Linked DNA regions of Homo sapiens: region 1 is linked to region 2. A link is an interaction called in ENCODE POLR2A ChIA-PET data of the cell type or tissue named here. Cell type or tissue: A673. All regions are shown on one strand. Each heading gives the region's core, and the rest is flanking DNA. Links, peaks and the distances in the headings are about the cores only.

The links. ChIA-PET counts read pairs that join two places held together with the same protein. Peaks named below come from ENCODE experiments on the same cell type or tissue, not always from the same donor. Only the 100,000 strongest peaks of a DNase experiment are listed, where the experiment ranks them.
Region 1: POLR2A ChIA-PET joins it to region 2 with 12 read pairs; 33 of 35 experiments call an interaction of 5 or more read pairs at or near these places.

What each region holds. Positions count from the first base shown.
Region 1 is chr12:49,214,712-49,229,637 of GRCh38, reverse strand. It overlaps a transcript of TUBA1C not described here. Among named protein-coding and RNA genes, the nearest start is that of TUBA1A, 33 kb to the right of the region's middle. RefSeq lists a silencer at 6,139-6,373. In A673, for the core only: a CTCF peak has its summit at 3,885 (motif pointing right); no DNase peak of the experiment used is centred there.
Region 2 is chr12:49,133,316-49,148,124 of GRCh38, reverse strand. TUBA1B-AS1 (TUBA1B antisense RNA 1) reads right to left here. Exons shown (of 2, transcript NR_183484.1): 2 at 262-462. Among named protein-coding and RNA genes, the nearest start is that of TUBA1B-AS1, 9.1 kb to the right of the region's middle. In A673, for the core only: no CTCF peak of the experiment used is centred there; a DNase peak (open chromatin) is centred at 9,374; H3K4me3 peaks cover 1 bases; H3K27ac peaks cover 741 bases.

The sequences.
Region 1 (14,926 bases), core at 2,764-10,763, 85 kb before region 2:
CCAAATTGTTAACAGGGGTTTCTTTGGGGAGAGGACTGGGTTTGGGGTGAAGTGAGCAGTACCGGCAGACTTTTCCTTTGTCTTTTTACAAGATAATTTATTCGTATAAGGGGTATGTAAAGAAAGAAAGGACAGAAAAGAAACAAGTGATGCTGTTAAAAAATAGACTGGGTGTGGTGGCTCACGCCTGTAATGCCAGCACTTTGGGAGGCCAAGGCGGGCGGATCACCTGAGGTCAGGAGTTCAAGATCAGCCTGGCCAAGATGGTGAAACCCTGTCTCTACTAAAAATACAAAAATTAGCTGGGCATGGTGGTGCACAGCTGTAATCCTAGTTATTCGGGAGGCTGAGGCAAAGAATTGCTTGAACCCAGGAGGCAGAGGTTGCAGTGAGCCGAGATTATGCCACTGCACTCCAGCCTGGGCGACAGGGTGAGACTCTGTCACACGCACGCAAAAAAGATAAAGGTTCGCAACATGCAGTAAAGTGGGGAAAGTGATACAAATACACCAAGCTAAAATCCACCGCCTCCTTCATGTCCAGGGAAGACCAATAGATTAGAGGAGTGTCCTCATGTTGACATTATTAATACTTTAATGATTTTCTAAATTTAATGTCTCCTGTGTCTACCAGAAATATATTCCTGAGAAGTTCAATAGACTTGGAAGCAGACCACCTGGGTTCAAGGCCCGACTGCCTTTCTCTGTAACCTTGGGCTGGTTTCTCAAAGCCTTAGTTTCCTTATCTGCAGAGTGGAGAGGATAGTAACACACTTCACAGGGTGCCCTGAGGATTAAATGAGATAACGCATAGGAAAAGCCATCCAAACCTGGGGAACAGAGACTTGTAAATTGCAGATTGTGTTAGCGCCTACTCTCTTCCCATTCTCTCCCTCCCACTTCACAGAATTGTTTTTCCTCACACCTTTAAGATGTCTGAGTATCCCACACTAAAGTAGAGTAAAATTAATAAATCATTCTTTAGTATAATATTTGCTGATAACAGGCCTCTTGTAATTTGAGACTTTAGATTCTGCAGATGCATGGTTTTTAGGCTTCAATAGCCTGTATTCATGCATGTATTTTAAGGGATATGCTCATTTGATTCCATTTATAAAATATGCCTCTTCCCTGTGCAACCCACTTTTGATTCAGAAACTAAAATATTCAAATCAGGGAGGCCATTTAAAGTATAAGACAAAAATATAATTAATGTGTTTTGCATCTGAAAATATGTCTATTTGTGGTCCTAATAAAACTTCAGACTGCTCTGAAATTTCAATATTCCAATAATAAGCCTTATAATAAAAAGGATTGCAGAAATAATAAGATAAACACTAATGCCACCAATATAATTAAACATGAAACAATAAATAGGAGCAAATTCACAAATATCAGTTGCATGCACACAGTACCATGTCCAAGCCGTGCATGATGAAGCTATTTACATTACATTACTATTACAGCCTTACCTTTGAATCACAGCCAGGTTCTCCTCTGCTTTTGCTGGATGTGCATGTGTTAAAAGGCGCAGGGAGCTGAAGAGTCCTGGTGAAGTAAATAAGAATCCAGTTAGAGATGTACAGTTTTGCATTCAGAAAGGATCCATTTGAAGGATCTAATTCCAAGCACACAAAGCACTCATCCCTCCCTAGCTCCTCCACCCCATTGAACCAGGCTGTCATTTTAGAGCTGGGCGCCCATTGTTCACTTTCTTCTACTTTAATTAGATTTGACAGATTGCTCTTTCTGGCTAGACTGGCTGTTGCCAAGAACAGAGAGAAGAGATGAGGCTGACCTTGTCATTGTGCCATTGGGATCAGGTCCCCACCCCCTCCGCCATCCTAGTCCACAGATCACTGAAATTTCTCCTTAGTGGCTTCAAATCTATTCCTCTTCTCCTCTAGCCTCTTTCCTACATGCCTCCTGGCAGTCCTAGCACCTCTGAGTTTTCTTACTCTCAATACTGTGGGCTTCAAAGCCTAGGTAGGCTGTGGGAGTAGAATAAGTGGTGTTGTTGTGTTTTTTCATAACAATACTCTGACCCTGATTTTTTTCTTTTTTTCTTTTTGAGACAGAGTCTTGCTCTGTTGCCCAGGCTGGAATGCAATGGCAAGATCTCAGCTCATTGCAACCTCCGCATCCCAGGTTCAAGCGAATCTCCTGCATGAGCCCCCTGAGTAGCTGGGATTACAGGCATGTGCCACCACGCCCAGCTAATTTTTGTATTTTTAGTAGAGACGGGGTTTCACCATGTTGACAGCTGGCCTCGAACTCCTGACCTCAGGTCATCCCCCTGCCTCGGCCTCCCAGAGTGCTAGGATTACAGGCATGAGCCACCGCGCCTGGCCGGCCTTGGTTTTTTTCTGCAGGCCTATTGGTAAAAACAGACCAGCTTTTCCAAAGGGAAATGTAACTGCAGTTCCACTCAGGAGCCAGGAAATATTGATCGCTTAATGAAGTAGAGCTCAGCAAGGACCCACGGATCTGAAGCAAACCCCGTGCCCCGCTGCCCTGTTTCCCATCTGTGAAATGTGGCCAATAACTCCTGAACCTTCACCATCTCAAACACACATTATATTGGTATTAGGTAAGAACCAGACAATAAAATGATAGAATGGGAAGTGATCTTAGAGATCATCTAGTCTAATAACTTTTCTTGGAATATTAAAAAACACAGACCAAAAGTGAGAAGTGACAAGACAGTGTCATGAAATTAGTTAATAGATGTTTAACACCTGGCACTATGCAAACGGCCTCTGATCAGTTTTGTCACAAACCTGCCTTTCTCCAATTTATCCTATGCTTGATAATAAACTATATTGGCCAGGAAAGCACTTTCTTTCTCTTTTTTTTTTTTTTTTTTTGAGACAGTGTTTCGCTCTTGTTGCCCAGGCTGGAGTGCAATGGCACGATCTCGGCTCACTGCAACCTCCGCCTCCCAGGTTCAAGCAATTCTCCTGCCTCAGCTTCCCGAGTAGCTGGGATTATAGGCATGCGCCACCACGCCCAGCTAATTTTGTATTTTTAGTAGAGACAGGGTTTCTCCATGTTGAGGCTGGTCTCGAACTCATGACCTCAGGTGATCCACCCACCTCGGCCTCCCAAAGTGCTGGGATTACAGGCGTGAGCCACCGCGCCCAACCAGCACTTTCTTTCTCTGAGGAAAGAATCTCCTCACCCAAGGACTGTATTTTTATTTTTCTTATTTTTTTGAGACAGAGTCTCACTCTGTCGCCCAGGCTGGAGTGCAGTGGCGTGATCTTGGCTCGCTGCAACCTCCACCTCCCAGGTTCAAGCGATTCTCCTGCCTCAGCCTCCCAGGTAGCTGGGACTTCAGGTGCCTGCCACCACACTGAGCTAATTTTTGTATTTTTAGTAGAGACAGGGTTTCATCATGTTGGCCAGGCTGGTCTTGAACTCCTGACCTAAGGTGATCTGCCCACCTCAGCCTCCCAAAGTGTTGGGATTACAGGCATGACCCCCCACGCCCAGTCAAAGGACTATATGTTTAGAAATGCTGAATTTACTGAGTTTACTGGGAACTCAGTGGTCTTGTACTAGAACCTGAGTCACCAAATGCCACACAACTGTCATAGAAGAACAGGATGGACCTCAACAGGCTGGAGGCCTGGGCCCTGCTCTTACATAGGAGTGGCCCTGTCCCTGACCCAGCTCTGGCCACGCCCGTGGCCTCAAGAGCTGTGAGCAGGAGCAACCGGTAGGAAGTTCTCCTTGGAACAAACTTAGTGTTTACCGGGTTGTAATATAAACCCATTCAAGTACAGTTCATTCAACTGCTCAAAAGCATTTATTAAAAGCTCATTATTTGCTAAGCCCCTGTGGGCTGATAAGGCTACTCCATTGAGTAAGACACAGCCTCAAGGAGGCAGCAGTGTCAACACCTAACATGCAGGGGAGCACTGTGGGGCCTTGGTGGGAGGAGGAAATACTGTTTTCCTTGGTTGAGGTTCAAGGAATCAGAAAAATGTCGAAGGAAGTGATTCTTCGCTGGGCACAGTGGCTCATGCTTGTAATCCCAGCACTTTGGGAGGCCAAGGCAGGTGGATCACAAGGTTAGGAGTTCGAGACCAGCCTGGGTGAAACCCTGTCTCTACTAAAAATACAAAATATTAGCTGGGTGTGGTGGTGGGCGCCTGTAATCCCAGCTAGCTACTCGGGAGGCTGAAGCAGGATAATCGCTTGAACCCGGGAGGCGGAGTTTGCAGTGAGCCAAGATCACGCCATTGCACTCCAGCCTGGGTGACAGTACGAGACTCCATCTCAAAAAAAAAAAAAAAGGAAGTGATTCCTGAATTGAGCTTTGAGAAATAAGGGATATCTGGGGATGGGAGGAGGGATGCAAGTACATGGCGTTGAGATAGAGAGTGGGCCTGGTGTTTTGCTGGAAAAAAAGGAAGTTTGGGGCTTGCATAGCACCAAAGATGAGATTGGGAATTTAGGTAGAGGTCAATGGAAACACTGTGTGACAAAGGGAGAAAGCTGGATTTTCTATTGGTAGCTCCTGGGAACCACGGAAGAGTTCTAAGCAGGGAAGTAAAATGATCCAAACTGTGTTTTAGAAAGATGGCCTGTAGGCTGGGCATGGTGGCTCACACCTGTAATCCCAGCACTTTGGGAGGCTGAGGTAGGAGGATTCCTTCCACCCAGGAGTTCAAGACCAGCCTGGGCAATGGAGCAAGACCCCATCTCAATTAAAAAAGAAAAGAAAAGAAAGAGAGAGAGAAAGAAAGAAAAAAAAAAGAATGAAGAAGAGAAAAGAAAAAGAAAAAAAAGGCTCTGGCCAGGCACGGTGGCTCATGCCTGCCATCCCAGTGCTTTGGGAAGCTGAGGCAGGAGGATCACTTGAGCCCAGGAGTTTGAGATCACCCTGGGCAATACAGTAAGACTCCATCTCTACAAAAATTGTTTTTTAATTAGGTGGGCATGGTGCACCTGTAGTCCCAGCTACTCAGATGCTAAGGTGGGAAGATCACTTGAGCCCAGGAGGTTGAGGCTACGGTGAACCATGAGCGTGACACTGCACTCCAGCCTTGGCAACAGAGTAAGATCCCTCCTTAAAAAAAAAAATAGAAAGAAAGGTGGCTCTGATGGCAGCATGGAAGATAGTTTGGAGGACAGGTGGGAAGGATTCAGCTCAGGGGCCATGTATTCTAGGAAACCTTTCCTGAGCTCTCAGGCAGAGCTGTCGGTGCCTTGTCTGGGCCTCTGCAGCACCCATGCTCTGACACTTAGCCTATTTGATTTGTTTATATGTCTGCCTCCCTCATCAGAGTATAAATTTCCCAAAGACTGAGACTTATTTCTTTTACATATTTATGTAAAATACACCTACCACAGCATATAGCCCTAGATATACTTTTATTTATTTATCTTTTATTTTTTGAGTCCGGGTCTCACTCTGTTGCCCAGGCTGGAGTGCAGTGGTGCAATCACAGCTCACTGCAGCCTTGACCTGCCAGGCTCAGGAGATCCTCCCATCTCAGCTTCCTGAGTAGCTGGGACTACAGGCACCTGTCACCGCATCCAGATTTTTTTTTTATTTTTTGTAGTGACAGGGTCTTGCTGTGTTACCCAGGCTGGCCTTTCTTTCTTCTCTTCTTTAACTGCATTTTTATATGCTATGTTATATGGTTTCTTGTGTAATATCCTCACTCTAGTCCTACTGAATTGCAATGGACATTGTTTCTTGTCACCCCAGTTTCTCTTCCTGTACTCTGACAATAGGCCTGATTTTTTTCAGGGAATTCTCTGCTTTTGGTCTTTGCGATCTGATTAGGGCTTCCCCAACCTCTAGCTCCAGGGTGAAGGACAAGATTTAGGCCTAAATCAGCCAGTCCATCCTAGCTAATTGGTTTGAGGTAAGCATGTGCTCTAAGCCTTCCTAATCAGATTAAATCTAGGGACTTTCTCCAGAGTTACTGGAAGAAGAGTTTCTCTCTCTCTCTGTCTTCCTGCTGGACATGGAGTTAATTAATTGGTGACAGGGCTGCTGTAGCCATTTTGACACCAAAGGGATAAGCCTGTTTGAGAATGAAGCTAATACATGGAGGAAAACCCAGAAAACTGGAGAGAGAGAGTCCCGGGGATGGGAGCAGAGCTCCTCTCTAATCAGCAACTCTCCCTGCTAGTTTGGAAACTGTGTATTTGGTAATGGTGAGTGTTAATTCATTTACACCTGTGAGGTTTCTTTCTCTATTTTTTCCTTTATTTTTCTTTTTGTTTTTTTGTTTTTGAGATAGGGTCTCACTCTCTTGCCCAGGCTGGAGTGGAGTGGCACAATCACAGCTCATTGCAGCCTCCACCTGCTGGGTTTAAGTGATCCTCCTGCCTCAGCCTCCTGAGTGGCTGGAGCTGTAGGCATGCACCATCATGCCTGGCTTTTTTTTTTTTTTTTTTTGTAGAGACAAGGTCTTACTATTTTGTTCAGGCTGATTTCAAACTGTTGAGCTCAAGCGATCCTCCTGCCTTGACCTCCCAAAGTGCTAGAATTACAAGCGTGAGCCACGAGGCCGGCCTATTTTTTTGGTGGAGGCCAAGCTTCGCTCCCTGTCCCCTGTTTTGAGATGTTTGGCAGCTAAAGACCGATAACAAGGTATAGGAACAATGGATTGCTAGTACTCAAGGAGAAGGATCAAAATGTCTGCGTTTCCCATGTAAGTGAAAGTTAGGGAGGGAGCTCAAGACTCTTTTTAAAGAATGTATCTCTTCCCATCTTGTTCAAAGCTTTCAGTAAGTGTTATTCGGTTATATAAAACTCAACCACATCTATCCAAGCAGTCTCACGAGTTAGGAATTTGACCAGCTGTCCATGAGGAAGTGGGCTAAAAAGCCAAGCATTCTCTCTCTCTCTCTCTCTCTCACACACACACACACTCTCTCTCTCTCTCTCTCTCTGTCTCTATCTGTCAGATTTCAGTGCTTAGCAGTACACCACATACATGCTATTTATTCACATAGCTTGTTCCTTATTTTCAGTTATTTTTGTCCTCTGTAAAGTGGGAAGCATTAAGGAAAGCAAACTTCCTAGTTCTTCTTCTTCTTTTTTTTTTCTCTTTTTTTAAACGGAGTTTCATTCTTGTTGCCCAGGCTGGAGTGCAATGGCATGATCTCGGTTCACTGCAACCTCCACCTCCTGGGTTCAAGTGATTCTCCTGCTTCAGCCTCCCAAGTAGCTAGGATTACAGGCACCTGCCACCACGCCCAACTAATTTTTTGTATTTTTAGTGGAGACGGCATTTCACCATGTTGGCCAGGCTGGTCTCGAACTCCTGACCTCAGGCAATTCGCCCTCCTCAGCCTCCCAAAGTGCTGGGATTACAGGCTTGAGCCACCACACCCAGCCTAGAGTCTTTATTCTTATACTAGCATCCTGCCCCACTGTTTTCCAAATATTTACTATTATTTCTTCCTAATATATTTGCAAATATGTAGTTTAACCATTGGTTATTTAATAACAATATTATGGACTTGCAAAATCTAGCATTTATTAAAGAAGCCAGTCACAAAAGATCACATATTGTATGATTCCATTTATATAAAATGTCCAAAACAGGCAAGTCCTTAGTGACAGAAGTAGATTAGTAATTACCAGGAGCTAGGAGGAAGGGATAGAAATGGATACAGGATTTCTTTTGGGAGTGGTGAAATTGATTTTGATGATGTCTGTGAAACTCTCTGAATATACTAAAAATAGTTGAATTGTGTACTTTCTTTCTTTCTTTTTTTTTTTTTTTGAGAGGGAGTCTTGCTCTGTCGCCCAGGCTGGAGTGCAGTGGCGCGATCTCAGCTCACTGCAAGCTCCACCTCCCGGGTTCACACACACCATTCTCCTGCCTCAGCCTCCCGAGTAGCTGGGACTACAGGCATCTGCCACCACGCCTGGCTAATTTTTTGTACTTTTTAGTAGAGACGGGGTTTCACCGTGTTAGCCAGGATGGTCTTGATCTCCTGACCTCGTGCTCCACGTGCCTCGGCCTCCCAAAGTGCTGGGATTACAGGCATGAGCCACCGCACCCGGCGAATTGTGTACTTTCAATAGGTGAATCGCTATAGTATGTGATTTTTACCTCAACAAAGCTATTTAAAAATCTAGTGCTATTTCTTACTGGATTTTGAAAGAGAATTAAAAATTTTGGCCAGGCACAGTGGCTCACACCTGTAATCCCAGCATTTTGGGAGGTAGAGGCAAGTGGCTCACTTAAGCTCAGGAGTTCAAGACTAGCTTGGACAATGTGGTGAAACCCCATCTCTACAAAAAATACAAAAATTAACCAGGCAGGGTGGTGCACACCTGTACACGCAGCTACTCAGAGGCTGAGGTGGGAGGATGGCTTGAGCCTGGGAAGTCGAAGCTGCAATGAGCTGAGATTGTGCCACTACACTCCAGCCTGGTCAACAGAACGAACGACACTGTCTCAAAAATAAAAATAAAAAATTCACTTCCCCATTTGCCAACATTTCTCTAAAGTAGGTGAGCAGTCTTCAGCTGGGCCCTCTCCCTAACTTAGTTCTCCCTACTTGGGTCCATTTCCCTGCTCTCTGCACCCCCATCAACAGTTTAATCTGCCCAGAGCTCAACCCTGGAAGTCAGGATTCTCCTCCCTGCACCACCAGACTCTGTGCCTTTGCCAACATGGTTCCTTCCATTCAACCTGTGTGTTCAGGGCCCTGACTGCATGTCACCTCTTCAAGGGCCTTTCCTTTCCATTTCACTGGGAGTGGTCTGCCCTCCAGGGTACAAGAAGTGACATTTCAACCAAATGTTTTGATACCACACAGCAAGGCGTCATCAGTGTTCTAGTCTGGATTCTTTGGGCCTGCACCACCCACCAGTGACCCTTTTCACTAAGTTAATGCCACATTTAATTTTCCTTATTATAGCATCAAAGTCTATATTTTATTTTGTTTGTTTGCTTTTGCTTTCTTCTGCCCATTATTTGATCCTTCCCCTCTTCTTTTTCCCATCTCCTCACTTCCATTCCCCCTTCAAGCCCTTCCCTTGGTACCTGGCTAATTCTTGCTAAATATTCAGGACTCTGGAAAAATGTCATCTTTTCCAGGAAGGTTTCTCTGACACCTCCCCTCACCCCTAGGATTGTGGCTGAACTGAAGTAATGGCAAGGGAAATGTAGAGAAATAAACAAATTGGAAAAATATTAAGGAGGAAGATTTGGCAGAACTTGCTAATGTGAAATAAAGCCTAAAGATCAAACAAAATAAGCAGTGAATTTGAGATACCAATTTAGTCATTTCATGTTTTTTCAAGCTTTGTGCCATCTACAGTTTTTTTTTGTTTTTTTTTTTTTTGAGACGGATTCTTGCTCTGTCATCTGGGCTGGAGTGCAGTGGTGTGATCTCGGCTCAGTGCAACCTTTGCCTCCCGGGTTCCAGCAATTCTCCTGCCTCAGCCTCCCAAGTAGCTGGGACTAAAGGCGCATGCCACCACACCTGGCTAATTTTTGTATTTTTAGTAGAGACGAGGTTTCACCATGTTGGCCAGGCTGGTCTCGAACTCCTGACCTCGTGATCTGCCCGCCATGGCCTCCCAAAGTGCTGGGATTACAGGCGTAAGCCACCACGCCTGGCTGTCATCTACAATTTTAATAAGAAAGATAGATCCTCCTGCCAAACGTGTCTTCCTTAAACATCTGTTATAATATTGCTTTATTGATGGAGGGCCTTTTACGACTCTCTGGTTACTAATGCACCAAGCCTAAACTCTGCCTTGCTTTAAAGGCCTTCCTAGTTGGTCCAGCCCTTCCCATTGGCTCCACCCAGCTGTGGTCAGGCTGGCTGCTCCATCCTCCAGGACAAAGTCTTGCTCACTCCTGCTTGTAACGCTTTTGCCACCACCTCACCTGCAGCAGTGCATTCCCTACGCTCATCTCAGGGACCATTTAAGGCTCAACTTCAAGGTTATTCCTCATGAAAGGCTGCTTGCCTGTTCCACGCCTTCTTGTGCCCTCTGAACTTCTGAAGCATTCAATTTAGCACTTAATTATATATGCTCATCTTACATAATCTACTGTTGCTTTCATGTGTGTTAGTCACGTTTCCCTCAACTAGATTATAAATTTGTTGAGTGCGGGAACCATAATTTATACTTCTTTTTTTTTTTTTTTTGAGATGGAGTTTCGCTCTTGTTGCCCAGGCTGGAGTGCAATGGCACGATCTCGGCTCACCACAACCTCCGCCTCCAGGGTTCAAGCAATTCTCCTGCCCCAGCCTCTCGAGTAGCTAGGATTACAGGCATGTGCCACCACGCCCAGCTAATTTTGTATTTTTAGTAGCGACAGGGTTTCTCCATGTTGGTCAGGCTGGTCACAAACTCCCAACCTCAGGTGATCCACCCGCCTCGGCCTCCCAAAGTGCTGGGATTACAGGCGTGAGCCACCGCGCCCGGCCAATTTCTACTTCTTTAAGATCATACGTTCTGGAATCAGACTATGCTCAAATCCTGGCTCTCCTACTTGCTAGCTGTATGGCACTGGGCAAATGGCTTAACTTCTCTATGTCTTAGTTCCTAATTTTTTTTTCTTCTTCTCTTCTTTTCTTTTTTTTTTTTTTTTTTTTTTTTTTTTTTTGAGACAGAGTCTTGCTCTGTTGCCCAGGATGGAATGCGGTGGTGCAATCACGGCTCACTGCAACCTCCGCCTCCCGGGTTCAAGCGATTCTCCTGCCTCAGCCTCCCGAGTAGCTGGGATTACAGGCACCTGCCACCACGCCAAGCTAATTTTTGTATTTTTAGTAGACAAGGTTTCATTGTGTTGGCCAGGCTGGTCTCGAATTCCTGACCTCATGATCCACCCACCTCGGCCTCCAAAGTGCTAGGATTACAGGTGTGAGCCACCTTCCCTGGCCAGTTCCTAATATTTAAAATGGAGATAATAAAAGTATCTATCTCATAGGCCGAATGCAGTGGCTTACGCCTGTAACCCCTATGCTTTGGGAGGCCGAGGTGGGTAGATCACTTGAGCTCATGAGTTTGAGACCAGCCTGGGCAACATGGTGAAAACCTATCTCTACAAAAAAATACAACAATTAGCTAGGCGTGGTGTTGCATGCCTGTGTTCCTAGCTACTTGGGAGGCTGAGGTGGGAGGATGTCTTGAGCCCAGGAGGCAGAGGTTGCAGTGAGCCTAGATCGTGCCACTGCACTCCAGCCTGGACGATACAGCCAGACCCTGTCCAAAAAAAAAAAAAAAAGAAGAAGACCTATCTCATAGGAGTGGCCATAGGCCTTAATGAGGCAACTCATGTACAGAGCCCAACAGACAGCTAGCAAATTCTAAGAACTCAATAAACATTAGTTAGTATTATTATCTCCCACATTGCTTACATGTCATCAAACACTGAGTGGATGCTTAACAATTAATTTTTGCTGATTTAATAGGTTGCATATAAATCTCTTTTAGATGCCTAAGAGAATCAGAAACTCTTTGGTTGAGGAAAAAGAGGTGTATTTGTACAGATAATAATAATTATTTTTATTTTTATTTATTTATTTTTTGAGACGGAGTCCCGCTCTGTCGCCCAGGCTAGAGTGCAGTGGCACCATCTCAGCTCACTGCAAGCTCCGACTCCTGGGTTCATGCCATTCTCCTGCCTCAGCCTCCCAAATAGCTGGGACTACAGGTGCCTGCCACCACTCCCGGCTAATTTTTTGTATTTTTAGTAGAGACGGGGTTTCACCATGTTAACCAGGATGGTCTTGATCTCCTGACCTCGTGATCCGCCTGTCTCGGCCTCCCAAAGTGCTGGGATTACAGGCGTAAGCCACCGTGTCTAGCCAATAATAATAATTTTTAAATGTTTATTAGGACAATTTTACTTCCCAATTTTTGAGGTGCATTTCACCATTGCCCCCATGTCTTCACCTGCCTCCTGGAGCCCAGGTGAGGAATCAAGAGGATTGTCTCTCTCACTTCATAAAGACACCAGGAATGAGCATTAGAAAGCAAAATGTGAGGCAGGAGGATGGCTTGAGACCAGGAGTTTGAGGTCAGCCTGGGCAATATAGTGAAATCCCATCTCTACAAAAAATAAAAATAAAAAAAATTAACCAAGTATGGTGGCACACGCCTGCAATCCTAGATACTCTGGAGGCTGACACTGGAGGATCACTTGAGCCCAGGAGTCTGAGGTTACAGTGAGCTATGACTACATCACTGCACTCCAGCCTGAGTGACAGAGCGAGACCCTGTCTCAAAAAAACCAAAAATCCTCTTTTATGTAGTTTTCTGTTTTTGAATGCATGTGCCTCAAATAAACAAACATAAATTACTGTACTGGCCTGTTGGCAGTTGAGGCAACAAGATGTCTAGCAGAGTGCAAGACAAAAATAAAGGAGAGAAGAAGGTAATTAAAGACCTAAGGCCATACTCTAGACGCACAGTATTATTATATTTTATATTCTACCAATTACCATGCTTGCCCCTCCCCCTACTCTACAAACTAACTGGCATCAACCAGCTTATCTGGAAGACCTAAGCTTTGAGTCCCACATGGTCCCTGGACTGCATCCTGGCAAAATCCTTATTGCTCAAGTTTCTATGGAGAAAACAAATTATTGTTGTCAGGGAGGAATATGAGACTGCAGAAGCTGACACTATCTGCATGGCCATGGGAGGTATGTGGGATCTACACCAACGTAAAAGATTGTAGAGGCCAGGTGCATTGGCTGACACCTGTAATCCTAGCACTTTAGGAGGCCAAGGTGGGCGAATCACCTGAGGTTGGGAGTTCAAGACCAGCCTGGCAAGCATGGTGAAACCCCATGTCTATTAAAATACAAAAAATTAGCCAGGCATGATGGTGGGTGCCTGTAATCCCAGCTACTCAGGAGACGGGAGAATTGCTTGAACCCAGGTGATGGTGGTTGCAGTGAGCCGAGATTGCACTACTACACTCCAGCCTGGGCGGCTGAATAAGACTCCATCTCAAAAAAAAAGAAAAAAAAAAAGATTGTAGAATGTGAATTGTTCTGAAAAGAAATTCTACGGGAATATTTCTCCCCTGTTACATTTAAATATCATATTTTCCAAATGAAAGATTAAAAAATAAGAGCTTTTTGGAAAATGGAATTGATTGTCTTAGGATGTGAAGATACAAGACCTGGAGACCAGAAGGCATTTGCATAAATTACAATCCCACCTGCTTTATGGGCCCTTTGGCCACAACCTCTTAAAGTGAAGGACAAAAGACAAAGGGCCACAGTCATCAGGCCAGGTGGGATGCGAGGTCACGGAGGCCAGGGGTGTCATGAGAAGAATGAGCATACCTGGCTTCCAGCGTGGTTCCGCCACCACCTGGCTCTGCCTCTTTGGCATGGTCACTCCACTTTCTGGTCTAGGCTCCTCGTCAGTAGGATGACCAGTGAGGGACAGGGATGCCATCTCTCAAGCTCTTTCCACACTGGCATTTCATGACTCTGTTGAGTCTAACAAAATCTGTGCGTTGTTTTGGGCTTTAGGTTACTATTTCCCTCAAAAATCACTCTTTCTCCTTCTTTTCCTTCTCTCCCCCCTGTATGCACACCCTGTCCCTCTCTCCCTCTGACTTTCAGCTCAGAATCTGAAAAATCTTTCTAAGCCTAAATATATTGGTTACAATAATGTGCTCCTTACATTTTTTAACCTGGGGTCTCTGGTAGGCATTTGCTGAAAGCTTGAATTTAAATCTGTAGTTTCTTTTTTTTTTTTTTTTTTTTTTGGTGAGATGGAGATTTACTCTTGTTGCCCAGGCTGGAGTGCAATGGTGCGATCTCGGCTCACCGCATCCTCCGCCTCCCAGGTTCAAGCGATTCTCCTGCCTCAGCCTCCCGAGTAGCTGGGATTACAGGCATGTGTCACCACGCCCGGCTAATTTTGTATTTTTTTTTTTTTAGTAGAGACAAGGTTTCACCGTGTTGCCCAGGCTGATCTCAAACTCCTGACCTCAGGTGATCCGCCCACCTCGGCCTCCCAAAGTGCTGGGATTACAGGCGTGAGCCACTGCGCCCGGCCTAAATCTGTAGTTTCAAAAAAACAAGGAGGATGATAACACTGAATGTATGGTCACGTAGAGTGATTTCAAGGCAGTTTCCCTAAACAAATTCAACAGTACTTCTGCACAAATCTGATGAATATACTGTTTCTCTATTTCCCTTCAAATGGTCCCTTAAAATCAGGATCACTCTAAAGTCTCCATAATTGTTCTAAACCACATTGGGTCTTTCCATGCGGTCCTCTGCTACCATTTCTTAGCAAGCAGTCAGCATAAAAAAGGACTGGGTCAGCTCTCTGTGTGTCAGTGCTTGGCAGCACAGCTCCCCTGGGATGTGTCTCCTGGCACTTACCCAGCCTAGCTATCAACAATAAAAGCTTCTCTTTGTGCTTCCAGTAAGTCATAAATAAATCTCTTCAATCCCACCTGCTTTCTGAGAAGAGCTTTTTAACCATGTCCTTTACTTTGTGTTAAAAAAGACAGGGTTGCTGCTTTAGGAGTATAGTTTTAAAATGTCCACTAAGCAATTGCTCCCTTTCATTGTTTCCTACTCCCAACATTTAGATGTGTAATTTGAGTTACAGTCCCTTTAGTTGCCAGGTTCTGAGACTGGACTGCTTTCCCACTTTATGCTAATTGCCTTTTGAAGCTGCCCAGCCCTAAGTAATCCTCTTGTATAGAAAGTGTTAGCTGAGGAAGGAAGGGTTGATTCTTTGAGCAGCAGGGAAGGCATACCCTCCCCAGAACAGCAACTGCTCAAGGGGTGGGGGCAGTGACCTGCCTGGACATGGCTTCAGGAACTCTAATAACTATCACCAAAAGACAAGAGGGCCAGGATATTGGCCCCTAGGAGAGTACCAGCCACAAGACCAACACTAAAAGAAGAACAAGGCTAGTCGTGGTGGCTCACGCCTGTAATCT
Region 2 (14,809 bases), core at 6,362-14,361:
AAATTCTCTCTCCACAAACTTCCCACATTTCACACATTCTCTCTCCACAAACCTCCCACACTCCTTCCCCAATCCTTACATTTAGCTAATGATCTCCCCATCCCTGTTTCACTGAAGAAGAAAAAAAAAAAGAAAAACATCAGAAGACAAAACTTACACAGTCCCACTACCACATCAGTTATGACTTACAATCAGCTGTAAATAACAGACACAAACACACACTCAACAAAAGAAAAAGAAAAATAGGAAAAAAGATCAGTGTGGCTTAAACAAATTGCTTCATTTTCTCCCATAATGAGACGTCCAGGGGGAGGCAATGCAGGGCTTGACAGCTCCATGTTGTCATCAGGCACCTAGACTCTATCTTCCTCCATCCTTAGCATATCATATGGCATAAGGTTGCTTTATTATCGTAAGAAGATTACTAGAACTCCACAGGACCCCAGCCATCTTGTCCATGTTCTAGGCAAAAAAAAAAAAAAAAAAAAAAAAGAAAAAGAAAGGGCCAATGACACTAGCTCAATCTTATCAATCCTGTTTTAGAAACTTTATCAGCAGCCCCACCAAACAACTTCCACTAACATTTCACCAGAACTTAGTCACATGGACCCCATCAGTTGGAACAGAAGCTGGGCACCCTGTTCCCAAAGAAATCAGGGTTCTGTTACTAAGGAAAAGAGGGAGAATTAGGAAAGATTACCTATTTTGTTCTTCTTTTTTAAAGATGAGGTTTAGCGGCTGGGCACGATAGGTCACATCTGTAATCCCAGCACTTTCGGATGCTGAGGCGGGCAGATCACGTGATGTCGGGAGGTCGAGACCAGCCCGACCAACATGGAGAAACCCTGTCTCTACTAAAAATACAAAATTAGCCAGGTGTGGTGGCACATGCCTGTAATCCCAGCTACTCGGGAGGCTGAAGCAGGAGAATCGCTTCAACCCGGGAGGTAGAGGTTGCGGTGAGCCGAGATCACGCCATTGCACTCCAGCCTAGGCAACAAGAGCGAAACTCCGTCTCAAAAAAAAAAAAAAAAAAAAAGGATGAGGTTTTGCTATGTTGCCCAGACTGGACTCAAACTCCTGGGCCCAAAGGATCCTCCTGCCTTAGCCTCCCGAGTAGCTGAAAGGCACCACTGTATGCCACCATCCCTGGCTGAAATTACCCATTTTCTAGTTCACTGCAGTAGAGGAGAAAAACAGAAATAATCAGAAGAGAAATTCCACAGATTCCACCACTAAATCTAACTGCCAACCGATTAATCGCTCCTCGAATTCTGGCTTCCTCCTGTGTGTCAGCAGGTGAATACTGTGCTCCTTTCCAAGGTGAACCCCTCCATGGTGCACTGGGTGCCTTTCCATTTCACTACTCTAAAGCTTTGCTCCTTTTCCCCACAACATGGATTTTACCTTTTGTTTTTTTTTTCTCATTAGCAAACAAATATTCTAAAATAGCTCCCACCTTAGAAACAAAAACAAAAAGAAAACCCCGCCTTTTATTGAACATCCCTATCCAGCTCTCCTGGTTATTACTCTTCTTTCTAACCCCTTAAAGCAAAAATCCTCAAAAAAGTTTTTAAATTCTCCTTCCTCCACTTCCTTGTCATGAATCATCTCTTGAACTTACACCAATAAGGCCTTAATTCATCCTTACTGCTCCACTGAAGCCACTCTTGCCCAGGTCACCAGTGAAATCTAACAGCTGATTCTCAGACCCCATGTTACCCAGCCTCCCAGAAAGCACAGTTCAAAAAGCAGAGTTATCACCTGCTCCTGCTTGAAACACTTTCTTCATTTGGTTTCCAGAATACTAAACTCTTCATTATTTTCTTTCTTCTATTTTTTTGGAAACACGGTCTTGCTCTGTTACCCAGGCTGGAATGCAGTGGCGCGATCACAACTTACTGCAGCCTTCACCTCGTGGGCTCCTATGTCAGCCTCCCAAGTAATCGGTACTACAGGTGCACACCACCACGCCTGGCTAATTTTTGTATTTGTTGTAAAGAAGGGATCTCCCTGTGTTGCCAGAGCTGGTCTCTAACTCCTGGGCTCAAGCAATCCTCCCACCTTGGCCTCCCCAAGTGCTGGTATTATAGGTGTGAACCACTGCACCCAGGCCATTATTAACTTCCAACATCACTGTCTGCTCCTTTTACTTTACACTACTAGATCCTGTTCCTAATTTTTATAAGTTAGAGTGCTCTGGGGTTCAGTCCTTGGACCTCTTCCTTTTTTTTTTTTTTTTTTCAGACAGTCTCGCTCTGTTGCCCAGGCTGGAGTGCAATGGCACAATCTCAGCTCACCACAACCTCCGCCTCCCGGGTTCAAGCGATTCTCCTGCCTCAGCCTCCCAAGTAGCTGGGACTATAGGCGCATGCCACCATGCCCAGCTAAATTTTGTAATTTTAGTAGAGACGGGGTTTCACTATGTTGGCCAGGCTTGTCTCGAACTCCTGACTTTGTGATCCGCCCGCCTGGTCTTCCCAAAGTGCTGGGATTACAGGCATGAGCCACTGCGCCCGGTTGGATCTCCCCCGTTCCCCAGGTGATCTTATCCACTTTCTATACTGATGACTTCTAAATTTATCTCCAACACGACCTCCCCTCTGCACTTTTTAACCAACTATTACTGCCTAATCAACATCTCTACTTATATTTAACCCACTGCATCTCAAACTTAACATGTCCAAAACTGAACTTTTGATTCTTTCCATTTCTCTACACCTGTTCCTCCTTTAGTATTCCCCAGTGTTGCTCAGACCAAAAATCTAGGGGTCATGACTGACTCCTCTCTTTCTTTCTCACAGCCAACTTCTTAATAAATCCTGTCAGTTCTGTCTTCAAAATATACTCAGAAGGCTGGGCGTGGTGGCTCAAGCCTATAATCCCAGCACTTTGGGAGGCCAAGGCAGGCAGATCACGAAGTCAGGAGATCAAGACTATCCTGGCTAACACGGTGAAACCCCACATCTACTTAAAAAAAAAAAAAAAAAAAATTAGCCGGGCGTGGTGGCACACGCCTGTAGTCCCAGCTACTTGGGAGGCTGAGGCAGGAGAATCACTTGAACCTGGGAGGCAGAGATTGCAGTGAGCCGAGATCACACCACTGCACTCCAGCCTGGGTGACAGAGCAAGACTCCATCTCAAAAACAAAACAAAACAAAACAAAACAACTCACATTTCCACCACTTCTTACCACCTCAACAATATCACCTTGATTCAAGCCACTATCATCTCTTATTTGCATTACTGCCCATTCCCTTCTAGTTCATCTTCCTTCTTCCACTCTTAACCTCCTGTGGTTTACTCTCACAAAAGCCAGAGCAATGCTCTTAAAACCTAAAATAGAACATGTCACACCTTTGCTCAAAACTATCTAATAGCTTCTCATTATTTTTAGAATAAAACACAAAATCTCTCCATGCCTAATAACACTATTACATGAGCTAGACCCTGGCTACCTCTCCAATCTCATTTCATAACGCTCTCCCCCTCACTCACTACTCTGCTCTGGCCTCATTGACCTTCTTGTTACTGCTTTGAAAAGATATACACATCCAGTTTCCAGACCAGCAGAAAAGAAGCTCGGAAGTCACCACTCCATGATAACAACAAGTAAAAGCTGAACAAACTAAAAAATCAACAGCTCCTTTTTTTTTTTTTTAACTGCTCCATGCAGAGCAGGGCTAAGTCATAGGCAGTGCATCTAGAGCTGCCAACAACTCTTTATAGATCTGTAGGAGAAACTAGATAAAAAAAGTAAAGGAGGCCGGGCGCGGTGGCTCACGCCTGTAATCCCAGCACTTTGGGAGGCCGAGGCGGGTGGATCACAAGGTCAGGAGATCGAGACCATCCTGGCTAATACGGTGAAACCCCGTCTCTATTAAAAATACAAAAAAATTAGCCAGGCATGGTGGCGGGCACCTGTAGTCCCAGCTACTTGGGAGGCTGAGGCAGGAGAATGCCGTGAACCTAGGAGGCAGAGCTTGCAGTGAGCCGAGATTGTGCCACTGCACTCCAGCCTGGGCGACAGAGCGAGACTCTGTCTCAAAAAAAAAAAAAAAAAAGTAAAGGAGGCTGAGCATAGTGGTTCATGTCTATAATCCCAGGCCTTTGGGAGGCCAAAGTGGGAGGATGACTAGATGCTAAGAGTTCAAGCCCAGCCTGGGCAACATGGCAAGACCTCATCTCTACAAAATTAAAATTAAACTTTTTTTTTTTAAAGTGAAGGAGCTGGGCAAGGTGGCACACCTATAGTTCCAGTTACTTTACAGGCTGAGGCAGGAGGATCCCTTGAGCCCAGGAGTTCAAGGCTGCAGTATATGATTATCACATCTGTGAATAGCCACTGCACGCCAATCTGGGCAACATAGCGAGGCTTCATCTCTACAAAAAAGTAATAAAAAAGAAATAAAAGGCTGGGTGTGGTGGCTCATGCCTGTAATCCCAGCACTTTAGTAGGCTGAGGCAGGTGGATCACTTGAGGTCAGGAGTTCAGGACCAGCCTGGCCCACATGTTAAAACCGCATCTCTATCAAAAAATACAAAAATTGGCTGGGTGTGGTGGCGTATGCTGTAGCCCCAGCTACGCGGGAGGCTGAGGCAGGAGCGTTACTTGAACCTGGGAGGAGGAGGTTGCAGTGAGCCAAGATCACACCACTGCACTCCAGCCTGGGTGACAGAGCGAGACTCCGTCTCAAAACAACAGAAAAAGAAATAAAAGAGAGGACATAATTACAGATTCCATGAACATTAAAGGGAAAATAAAGGAAAACTCTATGTGCACAGATTTGATAACCTAGATGAAATAGACAAATTCCTTGAAAGACACAATCTGCCAAATTCACATAAGAAGAAAGACAATTTGAACAGCTCTATATCTATTAAAGAACTGAATCGGCTGGGCGCGGTGGCTCATGCCTGTAATCCCAGCACTTTGGGAGGCTGAGGTGGGCAGATCATGAGGTCAGGAGATCGAGACCATCCTGGCTAACACGGTGAAACCCCATCTCTACTAAATATACAAAAAATTAGCTGGGCATGGTGGCACGCACCTGTAGTCCCAGCTACTCGGGTGGCTGAGGCAGGAGAATTGCTTGAACCCAGGAGGCAGAGGTTGCAGTGAGCTGAGATCGCGCCACTGCACTCCAGCCTGGGTGACAGAGCGAGACTCCGTCTCAAATAATAATAATAATAATTGAATCAATAATTAATAACCTTCCCAAACAGAAAGCACCAGGCCCAGATGGGTTAACTGATGAATTCTACCAAACATTTATTTATTTATTTTGAGATGGAGTCTTGCTCTGTTCCCCAGCCCGGAGTGCAGTGGTGCAATCTTGGCTCACTGCAACCTCTGCCTTCTGGGTTCAAGTGATTCTCCTGCCTCAACCTCCTGAGTAGCTGGGATTACAGGCGTATGCCACCATGCCTAGCTAATTTGAATTCTACCAAACTTTTAGGGGAAACATTATCCCAATTTTATACCATCTCTTTAAGAAGAAAGAAGCAGAGGGATTATTCCCTAACTCATTCTATGAGATCAGTGTTACCGTAATACCAAAACCAGACAGATACTACAAAAAAAAAAAAAAGAAAAAAGAAAACTACAGACCAATATTTGCATGGACATAGATGCAAAAATCCTTAATTAAATATCAGAAAATCAAATCCAACACTGGATAAAAAGAATTATATACCAAGACCAAGTGGAATTTATCCCAGGTATACAAGGCTGGTTCAACATTTGAAAATGAATAAGGCCAGGAGCAGTGGCGCATACCTATAATCCCAGCATGTTGGGAGGCTGAAGTGGGACAATCACTTCAGCTCAGGAGCTCAAGACCAGCCTGAACAACGTGGCAAGACCTCATCTCTACAAAAAATTTAAAAATTAGCAGGGTGTGGTGGCATACACTTGTGGTCCTAGCTACTCAGGAGGCTGAGGTGAGAGGATCGCTGAAGCCCAGGAGACCGAGACTGCAGTGAGCTATGTTCATGCCACTGCACTCCGGCCTGGGTGACAGAGCAAGACCCTGTCTCAAAAAAAAAAGAAAGAAAAAGAAAAGATCAATTAATAAAATCCATCAGATCAGCAGTCTAAAGAAGAAAAAGGCCAGGTGCAGTGGCTCATGCCTGCAATCCCAGGACTTTGGGAGGCCGAGACAAGCAGATGGCTTAAGGTCAGGAGTTCAAGACCAGCCTGGCCAACATGGTGAAACCCTGCATCTGCTAAAAATAAAAAAAATTTGCCAGGTGTGGTGGCGTGCGTCTATAATCCCAGCTAATCCAGTGGCTGAGGCACGAGAATTGTTTGTACCAGGGAGGTGGAGGTTGCAGTGAGCCAAGATGGTGCCACTGCACTCCATTCTGGGCAACAGAGCAAAACTGTTTAAAAAAGAAAAAAGAAAGAAAAATCACATAATCATATCAACATATGCAGAAGAAGCATATGACAAAATCCAACACTCATTCATGATAAACTCTCTTGATAAACTTAGAGGGGAACTTTCTCGTCTTGATCAAGAATGTCTACAAAATCCCTACAGCTAACACTATACTTAAAAGTGAGAAATTAGAAGCTTTCTCACTAAGATTAGGAACAGGCAAGCATGTCCCTTCTCACGACTCCAGCAAGACTTATTTTATTCACTGTTATATCAACCCAGCACTTATAAGGAGTACCTGCCATGGTAAGCTCTCAATACTTGTCCAATAAGTAAATAAATAAAAATAGACACCATACTGTTTTCTCTATATTTAATACAATGGACACTTTCTAGTCTTTACCCTATTTAACCTGCAGGATTTGACACTGCAGCATTTGACACTGTACTCGCTTGAAACTCTTTACTTGGATCGTAAAACCCCCAGTTCTTCCTCTTTGATCATTCTTTCTCAGACTCCTTTTGTTTATTTGTTTATTTATTTTTGAAACGGAGTCTCGCTTAGCCGCCCAGGCTGGAGTGCAGTGGTGCGATCTCAGGTCACTGCAACCACTGTCTCCCAGGTTCAAGTGATTCTTCAGTCTCAGCCTCTTGAGTAGCTGGGATTACAGGCACCTGCCATCATGCCCAGCTTTAGTAGAGATGGGGTTTCAGCATGTTGGCCAGGCTGGTCTTGAACTCCTGACCTCAGGTGATCCACCTGCCTTGGCCTCCCAAAGTGCTAGGATTATTGCGACCGGCTCAGACTCCATTTTTTTTTTTTTTTTTTTTTTTTGAGACAGTCTCGCTCTGTTACCCAGGCTGGAGTGCAGTGGCACAATCTCGGTTCACTGCAACCTCCGCCTCCTGGGTTCAAGCAATTCTCCTGACTCAGCCTCCTGAGTAGCAGGGACTACAAGTGCACGCCACCATGCCTGGCTAATTTTTGTATTTTTTTAGTAGAGACGGGGTTTCACATGTTGGTCAGGATGGTCTTGATCTCCTGATCTTGCGATCCACCTGTCTCGGCCTTCCAAAGTGCTGGGATTACAGGCATGAGCCACCATGCCCAGCCACTTTTTTTTTTTTTTTTTTGAGATGGAGTCTCACTGTTGTTGCCCAGGCTGGAGTGCAATGGCGCAACCTCAGCCTCCTGGGTTCAAGTGCTTCTCCTGTCTCAGCCTCCCAAGTAGCTGGGATTACAAGCATGCGCCACCATGCCCGGCTAATTTTGTATTTTTAGTAGAGATGGGGTTTCTCCATGTTGCTCAGGCTGGTCTCGATCTCCTGACCTCAGGTGATCCGCCTGCCTTGGGCTCCCAAAGTGCTGCAATTACAGGCGTGAGCCACTGTGCCCAGCCCCAGACTCCTTTTATAAGCTCATTTTCTCCACTTTAAATGTGATCATTCTTTCAATTCCTTACTAAGGCCAGGTTCTCTATCTACTTCAGGGTTCTCTATTAATACCACCACGTTCAGCCGGGAACGGTGGCTCACGCCTGTAATCCCAGCACTTTGGGAGGCCAAGGCGGGTGGATCATGAGGTCAGGAGTTCCAGACCAGCCTGGCCAACATGGTGAAACCTTGTCTACATTAAAAATTCAAAAATTAGCTGGGCACGATGGCAAGCACCTGTAATCCCAGCTACTTCGGAGGCTGAGGCAGGAGAATTGCTTGAACCCAGGTAGCAGAGGTTGCAGTGAGCCGAGATTTCACCACTGCACTCCAGCCTGGGTGACAGAGTGAGACTCCGTATCAAAAAGAAAAAAAAAAAAAAAGAAAGAAAAGCACTACTTTCCTAGCTCTACACATTCCCCCTGAGAGGTCTTACCATTCCCGTAGTTTAATTACCATTTTAATACTGAAGGTTCAAAATCTGTCTCTCTCTCCCCTCTCCATATCTGCAAGTATGTCTGCCTAATGGACATCTCTAAGCATATGTACTACCGACACTTAAACCTCAAAATGTGTTAAAAACTGACCTTTTCTTACTTCCCGCCCACTTCTTTCTTCAATATTTTGATCTCAGTGAAAAGCACCACGATTCACGTGGTTATTTAAATGAGAAACCTTTGCTGGTCGCAGTGGTTCACATCTGTAATCCCAGCACTTTGGGAGGCCGAGGTGGGCGGATAGCTTGAAGTCAAGATTTCGAGACCTGCCTGGCCAACATGGTGAAACCCGGTCTCTACTAAAAATACAAAAATTAACCAGGCGTGGTAGCACATATCTGTAATCCCAGCTACCTGGGAGGCTGAGGCAGGAGAATCACTTGAACCTGGGAGGCAGAGGTTGCAGTGAGCCAAGATCGTGCCACTGCACTCTAGCCTGGGAAACAGAGTGAGACTCTGTCTCAAAAATAAATAAATAGATAGATAGATAGATAAATAAAATAAATGAGAAACCTACAAAATAACCTCCATTCCTTACTTTACCTCACAACCCATATCCAATCAATCACAAGGTTCAATATTAAACAAAAATTACATATTAAGCACCTACTATGTGCCAGGTATTGTTCTTGTCTCTAGGGATAAAGCCTGCTTGCATTGGCTTACATTATAAGGACATTTACTGTTTCCTTTATTCATTAATATTTATTTAGTTTCTTTAATTTATTATTTAATTAATAAATGTGGAGATAGGTTGGTTTTAAGGTTAGGTCGATAGCTTCACAATATCAGACCACTGCACTGAACTGGCATCTTTATGATTCTCTTTGCATTAGACCCTCAAGGACTGAAGTTGGCTCTAGGCATCATATCTTCAAAGAACATTTCCAAAGGCAGAAAGCAAAGGGAGAGGGGTGAAACAAAAGGGACTTCCTCAACGGGGTAATCTCTTTTTATCAGAGAAGAAAATCATTCCCAGAAAGTCCTCAGCTGACTTGCCTCTTTATGTCCCATTGGTCAGAATCAGGTCCAATCATGAAGGAAACTGAAAAAGCAAGTATCTGGCAAAGGGAAACAAGGTTGCATTTATTTGTCCCCGGGGACTGAGCACACAAATACCCTTTAAACAGTGGCAGATAAAGGAGGCTGTCTTAGCAAGGAGGAATGGAAGAAGGTAGTTTTTGGAAGGGCAACCAAGACTGACTTCCACAAAAAGAGACATGGAGTTTACATAAAAGAAGAAACTTTAAACAAGTAAATAAATGTACAAACAAGGTAATTTCAGATTCTGTAAGAGCTGTGAAATAAGAGTGGTGTGATAAAAAGTAGTGGGCATATTTTGAAAGTAAATTGACAACATGAACTAATGGGACTGAATGTATGAGAAAAAGGTGATTCCAAGTTAACACTGATTCCCATTCATAAATGAAGCTTGAGAAAGATAATTAAGGGTCTAAGGTCATACCACTATTAACTGACAAAGCTAGAATTGAATCTAGTCCTATCTGACACCACCGAAGTCAATTTTCTATTTTTTTCCCTTTTTTTTTTGGTTTTTTTTTTTTTTTTTTTTTGAGATAGAGTCTCACTCTGTCACCCAGGCTGGAGTGCAGTAGCATGATCTCTGCTCACTGCAACCTCCACCTCCTGGGTTCAAGCGATTCTCGTGCCTTGGCTTCCCAAGTAGCTGGGATTATAGCCACGTGCCACCAGGGCCAACTAATTTTTGTATTTTTAGTAGACGGGGTTTCGCCATGTTGGCCAGGCTGATCTCTAACTACTGGCCTCAAGTGATCCACCCGCCTCGGCCTCCCAAAGTGCTGTGATTATAGGCCTGAGCCACTGCACCCAGCCCAAAGTCAATTTTCTTTCCCCAGTACCATCTATCTGTGGAAAAGCAGATGTAAATTTATAATATTGGGATAAATAAGAATGAAGTTCAAATATTTATAAATAGTTAACACTTGGTAAATTGTTGCCATTTGTTATTTTGTTTTTACTTGTAGAGCTAGTGAAATGAACAAAATATTTTGTAAATTTCTGTGTCTAAACCACAATATGGAAACTATCAAAAACAGTTACCCACTGCTTAGAACAGTAGCAAATGGCCATGATACTATGTAGCAAAAATGAGAATAACTCTAATTGCATCACAGGGTTTCCCACTACACCAAAGACTCAAAGCAAACAGTTGCAGGCCTGAAAGAGTACAACAAAAGAAAGGCCTATATAATCAATTAAAATGTGCAGACAGACTGGGCACAGTGGCCTGTACTGCAATCTCAGCAGTTTGGGAGGCCAAGGTGGGAGGATCGATTGAGCCCAGGAGTTCAAGACCAGCCTGGGTAACAATGAGACTCCACCTCCACAAAAATAAAAAATTAGCCAGGCACAGTGGTGCTTGCCTGTAGTCCCAGCTACTGAGGAGGCTGAGGTGAGAGGATCGCTTGAGCCTGGGAGGTGGAGGCTGCAGTGAGCCATGATCATGCCCCTGTAATCCAGCCTAGGCAACAGAGTGAGATCCTGTCTTAGGGGAGGAAAAAAAATGTCAAGACAGTAAATACTACTGTGTTTATGTTCCAGACATAGATAACTACTATTTACTCGTGTGTGTGTGTGTGTGTGTGTGTGTGTGTATAGGTATGTATAATAAATAGAGGCTGAGCATGGTGGCTCATGCCTATAATTAATCCCAGCACTTTGGGAGGCCAAGGTGGGTGGATCACTTGAGGTGAAGAGTTTGAGACCAGCCTGGCCAACATCGTGAAACCCCATCTCTACTAAATTACAAAAACTAGCCAGGTGATGGTGGTGCACATCTGTAATTCCAGCTACTAAGGAGGCTGAGGTGGGAGAATCGCTTGAACCTGGGAGATGGAGGCTGCAATGAGCTGAGATGGCACCACTGCACTCCAGCCTTGGCAATACAGCAAGACTCTGTCTCAAAAAAAAAAAAAAAAAAAACAGAGGCCGGGCATGGTGGTTCACATCTGTACTCCTAGCACTTTGGGAGGCCAAGGCGGGCAGATCACAAGGTCAAGAGTTTGAGAACAGCCTGGCCAATATGGTGAAACCCTATCTCTACTAAAAATATATATAAAAAAAATAGGCTGGGTGCAGTGGCTCATGCCTTTAATCCCAGCACTTTGGGAGGCCGAGGTGGGCGGATCACCTGAGGTCGGGAGTTCGAGACCAGCCTGACCAACATGGAGAAACCCTGTCTCTACTAAAAATAAAATACAAAAAATTGCTGGGCGTGGTGGCGCATGCCTGTAATCCCAGCTACTTGGGAGGCTGAGGCAGGAGAATCGCTTGAACCCAGGAGGTAGAGGTTGCAGTGAGCTGAGATCACGCACCATTGCACTCCAGCCTGGGCAAGAAGAGCAAAACTCCATCTCAAAAAATAGATAGATAGATAGATAGATAGATAGACAGACAGACAGACAGACAGACAGACACACAGATGTAAAATTAGCCGGGCGTGGTGGCGCGTACCTGTTTTCCCAGTTACTCACTTGGGAGGCTGAGGCAGGAGAATCACTTAAACCTGGGAGATGGAGGTTGCAGTGAGCCAAGATCATGCCACTGCACTCCAGCCTAGGAGACAGAGCGAGACTCTGTCTCAAACAAACAAACAAAACAAATAGACCTGGCCGGGCACGGTGGCTCACGCCTGTAATCCCAGCACTTTGGGAGGCCGAGGCGGGCAGATCACGAGGTCAGGAGATCGAGACCATCCTGGCTAACATGGTGAAACCCCGTCTTACTAAAAAAATACAAAAAATTAGCAGCCGGGCATGGTGGCGGGCGCCTGTAGTCCCAGCTACTTGGGAGGCTGAGGCAGGAGAATGGCATGAACCTGGGAGACAGAGGTTGCAGTGAGCTGAGATCGCGCCACTGCACTCCAGCCTAGGCAGCAGAGTGAGACTCCGTCTCAAAACAAAAAACAAAAAACAAATATACCTATGTAGGTTAAGTATGGATTTTTTAAAAAATCAGACTTTCCTGTCAGGTACTAAAGAGGAGGCAGGCTGGGCATGGTGGCTCATGCCTGTAATCCTAGCACTTTGGGAGGCCGAGGCGGGCAAATCATTTGAGGCCAGGAGTTCGAGACCAGCCGGGGCAACACGGCAAAACCCCCTCTCTGCTAAAAATATAAAAAATAGCCAGGTGTCGTGGCACATGCCTGTAATCCCAGCTACTTGGGGGGCTGAGCCACAGGAATTGCTTGAACTCACAAGGCAGAGGTTTCGGTGAACTGAGATTGTGCCACTGCACTCCAGCCTGTGCAACAAAGCAAGACCCTGTCTCAAAAAAAAAAAAAGAAAGAAAAAGAAAAAGAAAAAAAGAAAAGGAAAAAGAGGCAAAATACATTTATCATTATTCAATATTATTCTGGCATAAAAATGTGTTACAGTTGGGTGTGGTGGCTCATGCCTGTAATCCCAGCACTTTGGGAGGCCGAGGCAGGCAGATTACATGAGTCCAGGAGTTTGAGACCAGCCTGGGCAACATGGAAAAACCCCATCTCTACAAAAAAAAAAAAAAAAAAAAAAATATATATATATATATATATATATATAAAATATAAAAATATATATAATATAAAAATAAATATATATATAAATATATATATATATTTTTTTTTTTTTTACTCCTCCAATACTGGGCAGGGCTATGCCCATTGAATCATCAGAACATCGCCAGGTGTGCGGATCACAAGGTCAAGAGAACGAGATCATCCTGGCCAACGCGGTGAAACCCCATCTCTACTAAAAATACAAAAATTAGCTGGGCACGGTGGCACGTGCCTACAGTCTCAGCTGCTCGGGAGGCTGAGGCAGGATAATTGCTTGAACCTGGGAGGCAGAGGTTGCAGTGAGCTGAGATTGTGCCACTGCACTCCAGCCTGGCGACAGAGCGAGACACCATCTAAAAAAAAAAAAAAAAAGAATCAGCTGGGTGTGGTGGCTCACACCTGTAATCCCAGCCCTTTGGGAGCCCAAGGTGGGCGGATCACCCGAGGTCGGGAGTTGGAGACCAGCCTGACCAACACGGAGAAAGCCCGTCTCTACTAAAAATACAAAATTAGCTGGGCGTGGTGGCGCATGTCTGTAATCCCAGCTACTCAGGAGGCTGAGGCAGGAGAATCGCTTGAACTTGGGAGGCAGAGGTTGCAGTGAGCCAAAATTGTGCCATTGCACTCCAGCCTGGGCAACAAGAGTGAAACACTCTCTCTCAAAAAAAAAAAAAAAAAAAAAAAAAAAAAAAAAATCAGACAGAACATCATGCAAATATGGACCTCCCCTGGCTCCCTAGAAACCAACTGCAAATTCTCTTTTTTTTTTTTTTTTTTTGAGACAGAGTCTCGCTCTGTTGCCCAGGCTGGAGTGCAGTGGCATGATCTCGCCTCACTGCAAGCTCCGCCTCCCAGGTTCACACCATTCTCCTGCCTCGGCCTCCCGAGTAGCTGGGACTACAGGTGCCCACCACCACACCTGGCTAATTTTTTGTATTTTTAGTAGAGATGGGGTTTCACCGTGTTAGCCAGGATGGTCTCGATCTCCTGACTTCGTGATCCGCCTGCCTCAGCCTCCCAGAGTGCTGGGATTACAGGCATGAGCCACCGTGCCCAGCCCACCAACTGCAAATTCTTATAAGAGAATCCTGTCCCAAAGATCAACGTCCACTGTCAGCAGGAAGAAGTTACAAAAAATGACCTTCACCCTTCATCTCCCCTTAAGATTAGAGTAGTAGAGGAGAAGAGTAAAGGAGGTATTATGTTAGGGAAACAGGAACATAAGAGTTAGGGTAACATGGCCACGTACGGTGGCTCACGCCTGTAATTCCAGCACTTTGGGAGGCCGAGGTGGGCGGATCACCTGAGGTCAGAAGTTCGAGACTAGTCTGGCCAACATTGTGAAATCCCTTCTCTACTAAAAATACAAAAATAATCTGGGCATTGTGGCAGGTGCCTGTAATCTCTGCTACTTGGGAGGCTGAGACAGGAGAATCGCTTGAACCCACGAGGCAGAGGTTGCAGTGCGCCAAGATCACGCCATTGCACCCCTGCCTGGGTGACAAAAACAAAACTGTGTCTCAAAAAAAGAAAAAAGGGCTAGGATAACACAATTTCAAAATCAATTCTAAATTTAGACTAGCAAAGCCTATTCCTTACCAGATACAACCCATGGTCATAAGATGTTTACAGCTAAGGAAGCAGTTTATTAATGCTGGCAAGGACAAACTCCTATGACAACAAAATGTTCGGATGTCCCAATATCACATAACAATATACCCTTTTTTTTTTTTGGAGATGGAGTTTCGGTCAAAAAAATAAAATGAAATAAAAAAGAAGTTTTCTTTTAGTTTGATTACTCTGTGAAACCTGAGGTATTTATTATCAAGAACCTAAAAAAACAAGCCCTCAAATACTTCCCCATTCACAACAGGGGAATACACAGACAGATAAAAGCTAATAGTTTTAGGAAGGTA